Regions from separate parts of the Homo sapiens genome. Here region 2 is linked to region 1. A link is an interaction called in ENCODE POLR2A ChIA-PET data of the cell type or tissue named here. Cell type or tissue: OCI-LY7. All regions are shown on one strand. Each heading gives the region's core, and the rest is flanking DNA. Links, peaks and the distances in the headings are about the cores only.

Region 1 (6,661 bases), core at 891-5,890:
ACTATGCTAAGTGAAATAAACCAGGCACAGAAAGAAAAATGCCACATGATCTCACTATATATGGAGTCGTAAAGAGTTGAACTCACAGTGGCAGAGAATAGAATAGAATGATGTTTACCGTGGACGACAGGGTGGGGTGAGGGGAATGGAGAGTTGTTGGTCAAAGGATACAAAATTTCATTTAGACAGATGAATAAGTTCTGGAGATCTATTGTATGGCATATTGACTATAGCTAATAATAATGGATTATATACTTGAAAATTGCTAAGAGAGTAAATGTTCTCGCCACACACAAACGAAAATGGTATGTGAGTGATGGATATGTTATTAGGTTTGATTTAATCACCTAACAATATATATATCTCAAAACATCACATTGTATACCATAAATATATATATAATTTTTGTTAGTTAAGTATACCTTAATAAAACTTGGGGAAAGGCACCTGAAAATATATGAAGTTTAAAGCAAAATGTAAGGTACTGTGATTGGGAAAATAGCAAAAATAGCAACAATTCGTACACACAAAGTTAATAGGGAGGACAAACAGAGTCGTTTATTCCCCCAGCCTAAAAATAATATAAAACAAATATGTGGGGAGATCCAATGCTCTGCCACATTTTGTGATTCTAAAAAACAATATGAGCAAGGAACAAAGACTATTAAAAGTTACCAGGCAGATTTGAAAAAGAACCAACTGGAAGTTCTAATTGTGAAAAATATAATAAATTAGAAATGCAAGGAATGAAATGAACAGATTAGATGCAACTAAATAATGAATTAGTGAACTGGAATAGAGATCTAAAGAAATTACCTAGAACATAGCACAGAAGTTAAGAGACATGGAAAGCAAAGGGAGCTATTTCTAATCAAAGCTGCAAAGGATAGAAGAAATAGAATAGGGTAAAGGCAATATTTGAAGAGACAATGGCTAAGAAATTTACAGAATCATTGAAAGACGTAAATCCTCAAATTCAGGAAACCCACAAATCCCAAGCAAAATAAGTGATGAGAAATTCTGCAGAGCATGAAAACTGAAGAGGTTTTTTTTTTTTTTTTGTTTTGTTTTTTTAAGATGGAGTCTCGCTCTGTCGCCCAGGCTGGAGTGCAGTGGCGTGATCTTGGCTCACTGCAACATTTGCCTCCCAAATTCAAGTGATTCTTCTGCCTCAGCCTCCTGAGTAGCTGGGATTATAGGAGCCCACCACCACACCCAGCTAATTTTTGTATTTTTAGTAGAGACGGGGTTTCACCATGTTGGCCAGGCTGGTCTCGAACTCTTGACCTAAGGTGATCTGCCCACCTTGGCCTCCCAAAGTGCTGGGATTACAGGTGTGAGCCATCGTGCCCGGCCAAGAGATCTTTAAATAACCAGGGATAAATGCAGATTGTCTTTAAAAAGTTTAAAGGAACAATAGTCTGATAGCTCATCTCTTGAAAACAACAATGAAAATCAGAAGGCAGTGAAAAATGCCTGCAAAGTGCTGAGGCAAAATTTTTGTTGACCTAGAATTGGTGAGATGTATATTTTCAGGTAAACAACACAGAGAGTTTACAATCATCAGACCCTCAGTGAAAGAACTTCTAAATAATTAGCTTTAGGAGAAGGAATGTAATCCCAGAAGGAAGGGCAGAGATGCAAGAAGAAATGGCAGGGAAAAAAACCTCAACAACAATTATAAACATGTGAGTAAATCTAAACAAATCCTGAAAATATTAGATGCATAAAATTTAAAAACTCAACTAATTTGTATGTCAGTGAAAAAACAAGATAGAACCAAAATGCTGTATAAAAGTAACCTTTAAGTCAGGAAGGAGATGATCCGAGTTAAAGTATCCTAAGACCCTTGTATTGTTTGAGAGAGGTTAACTGTTGATTGACTTTAGGCTTTAAGAATGCATGTTAAAAATTACTATGGTAACTACTAAAATAATAGAAATATAGTATCTAACCTCACATAACTAAAGGGAAAAATAATGGAATGAGAAAAAAAAATCACTGAATCAATTTAACAGCCAGAAAGGCAAGAAACAATAGAAAGCATGGTACAAATAGGAAGCATTAATAATATGATATAATTAAATCTAAATATACCAATGATCCCAGTAAATGTAAATGGGCAAATCTATCCAGGTAAAAAGACAAAAAATTATCAGACTAGATTAAAAAAGCAATTTCCGGAAATATGCCATTTAAAACAGACCTATCTAAAGCATTAAGATAAAAGTGAAAAGATGAGAAAAATATACGGAACAAATAGTAACTGAAGAAAGCACATGCCATGGTATTAATGTAAGATTTTAAGATTAACATCATTACTAGCAATAAAGAAGGTCAGGATATATGGATAGAAGTTTCAATTCACAAGAATATGCATCAATTCTAAATTTATATGCCCCAACAAAGATAGCTTTAAAAAGACAATTATAAATCCATTATTTAGTGGGAGATTTTAAACATACTTCCCAGTCATAAAATACAACCATGTGAAGAATAGGAATATAGACAATTCAAACAATTCAAATAGCTAGTTTTATCTAATGGATGTATTTAGAATATTGAACTCAACATCTGGAACACATATTCTTTTCAGGGAATAAAAATACATACTTGGGCTGGGTGCGGTGGCTCACACCTGTAATCCCAGCACTTTGGGAGGCTGAGACAGGTGGATCACGGGGTCAGGAAATCAAGACCATCCTGGCCAACACGATGAAACCCCGTCTCTACTAAAAAAAATACAAAAAAAATTAGCCAGGCGTGGTGGCGGGCACCTGTAGTCCCAGCTACTCGGGAGGCTGAGGCAGGAGAATGGTGTGAACCTGGGAGGCGGAGCTTGAAGTGAGCTGATATGGTGCCACTGAACTCCAGCCTGGGAGACAGAGCGAGACTCTGTCTCAAAAAAAAAAAAAAAAAAAAAGAAGAAATACATACTTGATATGGTTTGGCAGTGTCCCCACCCAAATCTCACCTTCAATTGTAATAATTCCCACTTGTCAAGGGTGGGACCAGGTGGAGGTAATTGAATCATAGGGTGGTTTCCCCCATACTGTGTCTTGTGATAGTGAATAAATATCATGAGATCTGATGGTTTTATAAATGGGAGTTCCCCTGCACAAGTTCGCTTGCCTGCCACCATGTAAGACATCTCTTTGCTCTTCCTTCATCTTCTGCCATGATTGTGAGGCCTCCCCAGCCATGTGGAACTTAAGTCCATTACACCTTTTTCCTTTATAATTTACCCAGTCTCGGGTATGTCTTTATTAGCAGCGTGAGAATAGACTAATACAATACCAGACTATAAAAACAAGCCTCAATACATTTCAAACAATCTTTAATATACTTCTCTGACTAAATGAAATTAAATTAGATTCTAGTAACAAAAAGAAAGCTAAAAATAGGTAATATATTTGGAAATTTAGAAAATTCACTTCTAAATAACCTATAGTTGAGAAGAAACTATAATGGAGAATAGAAAATACTGTAACTGAATGATTAAAAAATACTATCTGTTTAAACTTATGCAATATTACCAAAACATATAACTTTAAATGCTTATACCTAAAACATCAGAAAAAGAACAATAAGATAAACCCAGAAAGTAATGGCAGGAAATAATAAACACAGGAGCAAAAGTCAATGAACTTAAAAGAATAGATACAGAAAGGATCAATAAAATCACAAGTTGGTTCTTTCTTTCTTCTTCTTTTTTTTTTTTTTAGGCAGAGTCTTGCTGTGTTGCCCAGCCTGGAGTACAGTGATGTGATCTCAGCTCACTGCAACCTCTGCCTCCCGGGTTCAAGCAATTCTCCTGCCTCATCCTCCTGAGTAGCTGGGACTACAGACTCACACCACTATGCCCGGCTAATTTTTTGTATTTTAGTAGAGATGGGGTTTCACCATGTTGGCTAGGCTGATCTTAATCTCCTGACCTCGTGATCTGCCTGCCTTGGCCTCCCAAAGTGCTGGATTACAGGCGTGAGCCACCACACCCAGCCAAGCTGGTTATTTTAAAGGACTATTTGTATGGATAAACCACTGGAAAGATTCATATGTTAATGTATTAGTCCATTTTCATGCTGCTGACAAAGACATACATCATTTATAAACAAAAAAGAGGTTTAATGGACTCACAGTTCCACGTGGCTGGGGAGGCCTCATAATCATGGTGGAAGGCGGAAGGACTTTGTACTTGGTGGCAGGCAAAGAGGGAATGAGTGCCAAGCAAAAGGGGGTTTCCCCTTATAAAACCATCAGATCTCATGAGACTGTTCATGAGAACAGTATGGGAGAAACAGCCCCCGTGATTCAATTATCTCCCACTGGGTCCCTCCCACAACATGAGGGAGTTATGAGAGCTACAATTCAAGATGAGATTTGGGTGGGGACACAGCCAAACCGTATCAGTTAATTTCTTAGGGCTGCTGTAACAAATGATCATAAACTTAGTGGCTTAAAATGACACAAATGTATTGTCTCACAGTATAGGTTAGACATTCAACAGAGGTATCCCCGGGCTAAAATCAAGGTATCAGTAAGACTGTGTTCCTTTTGGAGGCTCTAGACTAGAATCCATTTTCTGGCTGTTTCCAGCTTCTGGAAGCTGTCTGAATTCCTTGGCTTGTGGCCTCCTTCCATCTTCAAAGCCAGCAATGGCCTGCTGAGTCTTTCTCATATTGTATCACTCTGACATTGACTCTTCTGCTACCCAATTCCACATTCATGATTACACTGGATCCACCCAGATAATCCAGGATAATTTCTTCATTTTAAGATCAGCTGATTAACAACCTGAATTCCATCTTCTGCCTTAATTCCACTTTGCCATGTTATGTAATATATTTACAGGTTCCAGGAATTAAGATAGGGACACTTATTCTGCCTGCCAAAACTGAATAATAAAAAAAATGAGAGAAGGTACAAGTAACTAATGTTAGAAATTAAAAAGGGATATAACTACAGACATAGCAAAATTAAAGATGTAATAAGAGGATATTGTGAATAATTTATGTCAATAAATTTGAAACACAAAGACACATATCTAGGAAACTTACTTAGGAAGCAATGGAAAGCTCAAGAGTTTTACAACAATTAAAGAAACTCAGTCCATGGTTTTTAATCTTCTCTGTTTCAGATGATTTTCACACTAGTTTCAGATGATTTTCCAGGCAATTCCTGCCAAACTTTCAAGAAACAGACCAAACAGATAAATGTAATTTTATGTAATTTTTTTCAAAGCATAAAAAAGAGGAGACATTTATTTATTTCTTTTTTAAAAAAAGATGAAAATTTTATTTACTGGGAAATTCTTGCTGATTTTTTTTTTTTTTTTTTGAGATGGAGTCTCACTTTGCTGCCCAGGCTGTAGTGCAATGGTACAATCTCCGCTCACTGCAACCTCAGCCTCCTGGGTTCAAGAGAGTCTCCTGCCTCAGCCTCCCGAGTAGCTGGATTACAGGTACACACCACCATGCCCAGCTAATTTTTGTATTTTTATTAGAGACAGGGTTTCACCATGTTGGCCAGGCTGGCCTCAAACTCCTGACCTCAAGTGATCTGCCCACCTCCGCCTCCCAAAGTGCTGGGATTACAGGTGTGAACTACCACACCTGGCTCTTGCTGATTTTTGCATAGGGATGTGACAAAAGCAACATCAGAATTTATTGTGATTCTATCTACAGAAACTGGAGAAGATGATTTCATTGGTTCATTAAACCCCTCAATGTCTTCTACCTGCCCTTCCTAACCTTTACATTCAAAATTATCTTCCTGCCTATATATCTGTTAGTCAATCATCTTTCTTCCATTAAGTTTATGAAATTCTTCATGACATGATATGGACTTTGACAGTGCTGTTTTTGATGTCGTAATACATGGCAGATTGACTCGTGATAATATCACTTATAGCTTATTCAGGGGTCAGTAAACTATGGTCTTTTACAGCCTCTTTTGTTTAAAATGGTTGGGAAATAAAGAATATTTTATGACATAAAAATTATATTAAACTTGAAGTTTAGTATCCATAAATAAAGTTTTATTGGAATGCAGCCATACTCATTTTTATATGCATTTTCTGTGGCTGTTTTCATCCTATAAGGTGAGAATTGTGTAGTTGCAACAGAGACCATATGACCCACAAAGGCTAAAACATTTACTAAATGACCCCTTATAGAAACTAAGTTGCAGACCATGGCCTATATATTTACATTACACTACAATTATAAAATATAAGTATTTGACAGTATTTAAACCTTTGGATGAATGATCTTACATAGTGAAATGTATAGGTATATCTACATTACAGATATATCCTCTTAATTTTTACCATTTTTCAGTTGACTGTTTTAGCTTTTTTAAATACACACTTTTGTCTGTAAATAATTATAACAATTGGCCGGGCGCGATGGCTCATGACTGTAATCCCGGCACTTTGGGAGGCCGAGGCGGGTGGATCATGAGGTCAGGAGATTGAGACCATCCTGGCCAACATGGTGAAACCCCCGTCTCTATTAAAATACAAAAAATTAGCTGGGCGTGGTGAGGTGTGCCTGTAGTCCCAGCTACTCGGGAGGCTGAGGCAGGGGAAATCGCTTGAATCCAGGAGGCAGAGTTGCAGTGAGCCGAAATCGTGCCACTGCACTCCAGCCTAGCGACAGAG
Region 2 (6,661 bases), core at 569-5,568, 150 kb before region 1:
TGATATGAAAGCATGCAATAGCATTTTAAAAAAATCTGACCGGGCGTGGTGGCTCACAACTGTAATCCCAGCACTTGGGAGGCCGAGGTGGGCAGATCACAAGGTCAGGAGCTTGAGACCAGCCTGGCCAACGCAGTGAAACCCCGTCTTTACTAAAAATACAAAAAATTAGCTGGGCATGGTGGCGGGCACCTGTAATTCTCGCTACTTGGGAGGCTGAGGCAGGAGAATCACTTGAACCCGGGAGGCAGAGGTTGCAGTGAGCTGAGATTGCATCACTGCTCTCTAGCCCGGGCGACAGTGTGAGTCTCTGTCTCAAAATCAATCAATCAATCAATCAATCAATCAATCAATCTGTTGTTGCACAACAGCAAAATTTAATGGTCTAAAGTAATAACCACTTTATTATTTCACAATTCTATGGTTGACTGGGCTCTCCACAATGGTTTTTCTCCTCTATGTGATGTTGGCATAGGCTCCTGTCATTTGTGGGCTTGATTAGTTTGGAATGTCCAAGATGGCTCACTCAGATGGCTGACATTTGATGTTTGCTACTGGCTGCTGGCTATTGGCTGGGAGCCCACCTGGAGCTATTAGCCAAAGCTTACTTACATGGTGGCTACTTTATATGTGGCCTCTCCACGTGGCTTGGGCTTCTCAGAACATGGTAGCTGGATTCTGAGAGAGAGCATCCCAAGAGTGAGCTCGAAGAGGTAAAATTGGAAGCTGTCAACTGGCATGATGCCCACTTCTGCCACATTCTTTTGGTTAACCGATTCACAGATTCAACCCAGAGATAAGAGGAGGGGAAAAATATTCCACTGCTCAGTGCAAATAATCACAAAGATTTTATGGTCATTTAAAAACTATCACAAGTGCCAACAGAAATCAGAAGCAAAGCACAATGCAACCAGTTCAAATTTTAAACATAATTACCAGTAATTTTTCTCAAGCTGCGAAGATTCAAAACTATGCAATTCACCCATTTTAAAGTTTGAGACCAAAGTTTTTCTTTGAAAGCTTCATTAAAAACAAATCATAAAATTACTATGTAGAAAGACCTGAGAAGTATTATATTTAAACATAAACAGTATAAAATATTGGTTTTCTTTCAACAAAGAATTTTTAAAAATCAATGACATTATTGTGCATAGTACATTTGTTTTCTTTTAACATGTAAAAACAGACTCCATTAACAATTACAGATCTAGCATTTGCAGTTTCAGCTGCTTGCAAATGGCTCTGAAAGTCATGGAGCATTTGAATTACAAGCTTTGAGGCTGATGTGTAGTGCCATCAGATCACTTATCTTGTGAGTGAGCTTAGTTTTCTATCTGGCATTTGCAACTTTTTGGAATTTGTTTTATTCTACATGTTATCATTTGTATTAATAAGTGATTAAATTTGTTTCTTTGTGGTAAATAATTCTCAAGAGGAAAAAAATATGTTACAGAGCCAAACTGACAGTAGAAAGCCAGAAGCCTGTACAAAGGTTGACATACTCATGAATATGAGTGGTTCAACATGGTGAAACCCTGTCTCTACTAAAAATACAAAAATTAGTTGGGCGTGGTGGCATGCACCTGTAATCCCAGCTACTTGGGAGGCTGAGGCAGGAGAATTGCTTGAATCTGGGAGGTGGAGGATGCAGTGAGGTGAGATCACGCCACTGCGCTCCAACCTGGGTGACAGAGCAAGACTCTGTCTCAGAAAAAAAAAAAAAGTCTCTGAGATCACTAATGTCAAGAATCCAGTGTACTATACAAGGGGACTTCAAACAGTTTTTGAAAGATGAAATTAAAAGATAAAAATTAAAAATGTAAACATATTTCTCAAAATAACTCCATCATGCTCAAGACAGTTTTGTAAGCAATGATAGCCACTTAGTCCACCCCTAAAGAACTGAGAATCCTGGAAATTTAACCAAGTCAATGCAGTCTTTTTTACATAATTAACTGAAGAAAAATAGGTGCCTTTTCAAGATTTTTTAGGATTTGAAAACAAAAGGAAGTCAGAAGGGGCAAAATCAGGACTGTAAGGCAAAAACCTAGTGATTTCCCATTGAAACTTTTGCAAAATTTTCCGTTTGATGAGAGGAATGAGCATGAACATTGTCATGGTAGAGGACTCTGCTGAAGCTTTTCCAGGCATTTTTTTTTAAACTAAAGCCTTGGCTAACTTTCTTAAAACACTCATAATAAGCAGATCTAATTGTTCTTTGGCCCTTCAGACAGTCAACAAGCAAAATGCCTTGGGCATCCCTGAAAATTTTTGCCATGACCTTTGCGCTTAACTGGTCTGCTTTTGCTTTGACTGGACTACTTCCATCTCTTAGTAGCCATTGCTTTGATTGTGCTTTGCCTTTTGGATTGTACTGGTAAAGCCGTATTTCATTTCCCATTACAATTCTTCAAAGCAATACTTCAGGATCTTCAGCCACATCCTTTTTTTTTTTTTTTTTGAGACAGAGTCTCACTCTGTTGCCCAAACTGAAGTGCAGCAGCAGCAGCACAATCTTGGCTCACTGCAAGCTCTGCTTCCTGGGTTCAGGCAATTCTCATGCCTCAGCCTCCTGAGTAGCTGGAACTATAAGCATACGCCACCATGCCTGGATAATTTTTGTATTTTTAGTAGAGATGGGGTTTCACCATGTTGTCCATGCTGATCTCGATCTCCTGACCTTGTGATCTACCCACTTTGGACTCCCAAAGTGCTGGGATTATAGGTGTGAACCACTGCAAACATTTTTATCATTTTTTTCTAAAAAATTGATGTGGGTGGTCTGCCGCCGTGAGTTTCATCTTCAGCTTGTCTTGTTCCTTTCTAAAAGGACTGATCCATTTGTAAACTGCTGATTTCCTTGGGGCATTGTCCCCATAAACTTCCCGTAAAGCATCAGTGATTTCACCATTCTCCCACCCATGCCCCACCATAAAGTCGATGTTTGTTTCGTTTCAATTTCAGTAGCATGTTGCTCTGATAGGGATCTTTTTAAAACTGATGTCTTATTCTTTTTACTACCTCAAACTAGATCTTGTTCAGACATGTTGTAACAAGCTGGTACAAGTTTATTTTGGTGCAAAATAATCTTAAAATCCATATACACATTTTTCATAGTGCACTTTTTTTTGTTTTTGAGACAGGGCCTCTGCTCTGTTGCCCAGGCTGGTGTGCACTGGTACAATCATAGCTCCCTGCAGCCCTGATCTCCTGGGCTCGAGCAGTCCTCCAGCTTCAGCCTCCTGAGTAGCTGGGACAACAAGTATGCACCACCATGCCTGGCTAATTTATTTGATTTTTAGCGGAGACAAGGCCTCGCTATGTTGTCCAGGCTGCTCTCAAACTCCTGGGTTCGAGCAATCCTCCTGCCTTCGCCTCCTGAGTAACTAGGACTACAGGCACATGCCACTGCATCTGGCTGACTTAGGTATTTATTTATGGAGGTGGAGTTCTCGCTTTGTTGCCCTTGTGCTGAGATTGCAGGTGTGAGCCACCATGCCTGACCTGTTCAACTTTTATCTGCCAGATACTGCATCATGCCAGTTACAGAGATCAAAGACTCAATCAGTCTTCGAGAAGCTACATCGTTGTACAGATAATAAGCAATAAAACAAAACAAAATTATAAATCAAGCAGGACTCAGGGTTCTGGCTTCTGCAGCCGAATAAGTAGCTAAGATATACAGATAGATGAGATTTGGGGAGTATCAGTTTGGTTTGGAGTATATTAAATCATGAGGGACTCATGGGATATCAAGTTGGAGATGTCTAATGTCTAACTTGGAAGTGGGCCTTACGAGGGGTCACAGCTAGACATGTTGTCATTGGCATATAGTCATTGGCAGTTAAAGCCACGAGGGTGAATAATGTTTTTCCCCAGAGGGAAATAAAAAGAAGTAAAATGTGTTTCACTTGGTTTGATTTGGGGGTTAGGGGGTTGGTTTTTGTCTTTATTTTTTCCTCTTCTTAAATGTTTGATGGAAGGCTTGTAATAGAACTGAATAGCATGAGGAAGTGAGACTGAATTCACTGAAGCTCGGATAGAGTATAGGAGATTTTTGAATGAGAAAAGACCCTTAGCCAGTGGAAGCTGGGTGGTTAAGTTTCATGTGGTAGCTTCCTTCAAGGAGCACACAGGAAAATCTTTTCACGGAGAGACACCTAAGGAGCTGAGGACAGTTTAGCCTGACTGGAAGAATACAGGCAGTGCTACAATATGAAAAATGCTGAATACTTTTAGAACTAGTCGTAACTAATGGGAGCTCTACACTGAATGACATTTCCCATTCTTGTGAAGAAGAGGATGCTACTTTTTGCATTTAGGATTTTCTACAGTGCTTTGAGCAGACTAGAAGATGTGAGGATGGAAGTCTTCCAGTCTTCCACATGTTAAAACAGAAAGGAAAGTGGGGGACCTTTGTTGTTTTGTGTTTTCTACAGTGCCTTGAGTAGTGCCTTGCACAGAATAAACACTCAGTTTATATTTTAATATGAATTGATGGCATTTATTAGCTAGGAATTGGCCATCAAGATACTTATTGATAAAAGAAACTCCTTGTATTAGCTAGCTAAAAAATGAAAGAATGGATATAATTTTGCTCTTTTCATATAAGAATTACCTATTCTTTAACCTGTATAATTTTTTCCAGTTGCTTAGTGCTTTTGCAGCACTCATTTTTAGTGTAATGTGTTTCGTGTTTCTTAGGAATGTGGTGGACCACCTTGGTCAGCAGAAGGGAAAATAGGGGTAGCAGTAAGATCCACTAAAAAGAGTGTAATAATTTTTAGTGTGGCTGTTTCCTTCCTTTTTTTCACCATTTCTTCCCTTCCCTTCTTCCTCCTCATAAACCCTTTCCCCCTCCCCACAAGAAGACAATACATGTTAGCAACTTAATATGAATTCTGCCATACTTTTCCTCTATGGTCATAAACCATAAATGTGGCACACACATGTATATGTGTTTGTGTGTGTGTATCCATATATGTAATGGTGTTTTTGTGGCACTGTTGAACAAATGGTAATGTATACACATTTTTTTTTTTCTGTATCTTACCTTTCTCATTCAATAATATCTTCTGGATATTCCTCCAAATCCCATTTCATCTTTCCCCTGTGGCATCCACTTTATGCTCAGGGTTTTGCTACTAGAACATTGAGGTCCTTATAGATATTTTTAACATAATCATACTTTTATTTCTTTGGAATAAATTCCCATGAGTAGAATTGTTGGGCTGAGGAGTATATGTATTTTTAATTTTAATAGATTTATCAGAGTGATTTTCAAAAAGATTATAATGCTTAATGCTCCCACTAGCAACTTATGAAAGTACTTTTCCTTCACTTTCTCACCAGAAACGATCAACAATTTTCATAGGTTCTCTTAATTTTTGCTAGTCTGATAGGAATAAAGTTTCATTCTTACTTTAACTTGCATTTCCCTGAGAGCTAATGAATTTGAACACTTTTCATATGTTTGTTGGCTATTTCAATTTGTTCTTCTGCTATCTAACTTTATGGAGTTGTTTTTCTTTTTTTATTGTCAATTTGTAAGAGCTCTTTTTCATATTCTTGTGTAGTTAAACATGTCTATTTTAAAAATAGCTACTTGGTTTCTAGTCTTGGCTTTGAAGTTTTTATCTGTTTATAGGAGACTTTATTGAATGATTTTAATTTTTTTACACTTAAGTCTTTAATATAGAATTAGTTTTTACATATGGTATAAGATGCAGATCTTCTTTTATACTAAACTCAGCCCAAACTCCTCTCCAGACCTTCACCCGGGGTAGAGAGCTTGCTACCTCCTAATTGTGTTAAAATACCACATATATTTTTATTATACTCAGGAGGGGGTCCTATGGCCAGGACACCTTATATTTATTTAGTGTATCAATCCGTTTTCATGCTGCTGATATAGACATACCCGAGACTGGGAAGAAGAAGAGGTTTAATGGACTTACAGTCCCACAGGGCTGGGGAGGCCCCACAATCATGGCAGAAGGCAAGGAGGAGCAAGTCGCATCTTCAGTGGATGGCGGCAGGCAGAGAGAGAGCTTGTGCAGGGGAACCCCTCTTTATAAAACCATCAGATCGCGTGAGACTTATTCACTATCATGAAAACAGCACCAGAAAGACCCGCCCCCATGATTCAATTACCTTTCACTGGCACTGGGTCCCTCCCACGACACGTAGGAATTGTGGGAGTAACAATTCAAGATGAGATTTGGGTGAGGACACAGCCAAACCATATCAATTAATTCAGTCTCAGAAGAAATCTTTCCAGAAAGTCAAACTGATGCTCTACTTTTGGCCTAGAATTCTGGTAGAGGCAAGAATGTAAACATTCCACATTAGTCTCCTCTTTATTCTGTCTTTTTTTTTTTTTTTTTGGTTAGATTTTGTTTTTTTGTTTTCTATAAGGTCTTAGTAACTTACATAATTCCCCTACTTTCACTGACTTTATTCTATTTTTATTAACTAACCTTACATTTCTCCCTCTTCTTAATCATTTTCCTTATGATTAATATTGCCCACTCAACAATCCTTAGTCCTACCAAAGGACTTTTTTTGGAAGTCTTTTAGGAATGCTAGAACTTACTGATATACTATACCCATTGTTATCTTTTTTATTATATTATAAAATTCTACTATCTTAGTTTTTCAT

Evidence for each region. Peaks named below come from ENCODE experiments on the same cell type or tissue, not always from the same donor. Only the 100,000 strongest peaks of a DNase experiment are listed, where the experiment ranks them.
Region 2: POLR2A ChIA-PET joins it to region 1 with 5 read pairs; 3 of 35 experiments call an interaction of 5 or more read pairs at or near these places.

The regions. Positions count from the first base shown.
Region 1 is chr4:39,013,434-39,020,094 of GRCh38, reverse strand. The region is part of intron 1 of TMEM156 (transmembrane protein 156); the gene reads left to right. Among named protein-coding and RNA genes, the nearest start is that of TMEM156, 16 kb to the left of the region's middle. In OCI-LY7, for the core only: no CTCF peak of the experiment used is centred there; no DNase peak of the experiment used is centred there.
Region 2 is chr4:39,163,658-39,170,318 of GRCh38, reverse strand. No RefSeq gene overlaps it. Among named protein-coding and RNA genes, the nearest start is that of WDR19, 16 kb to the left of the region's middle. RefSeq lists an enhancer at 2,410-3,609. In OCI-LY7, for the core only: no CTCF peak of the experiment used is centred there; DNase peaks (open chromatin) are centred at 2,498, 2,918, 3,458 and 3,928; H3K4me3 peaks cover 3,527 bases; H3K27ac peaks cover 4,459 bases.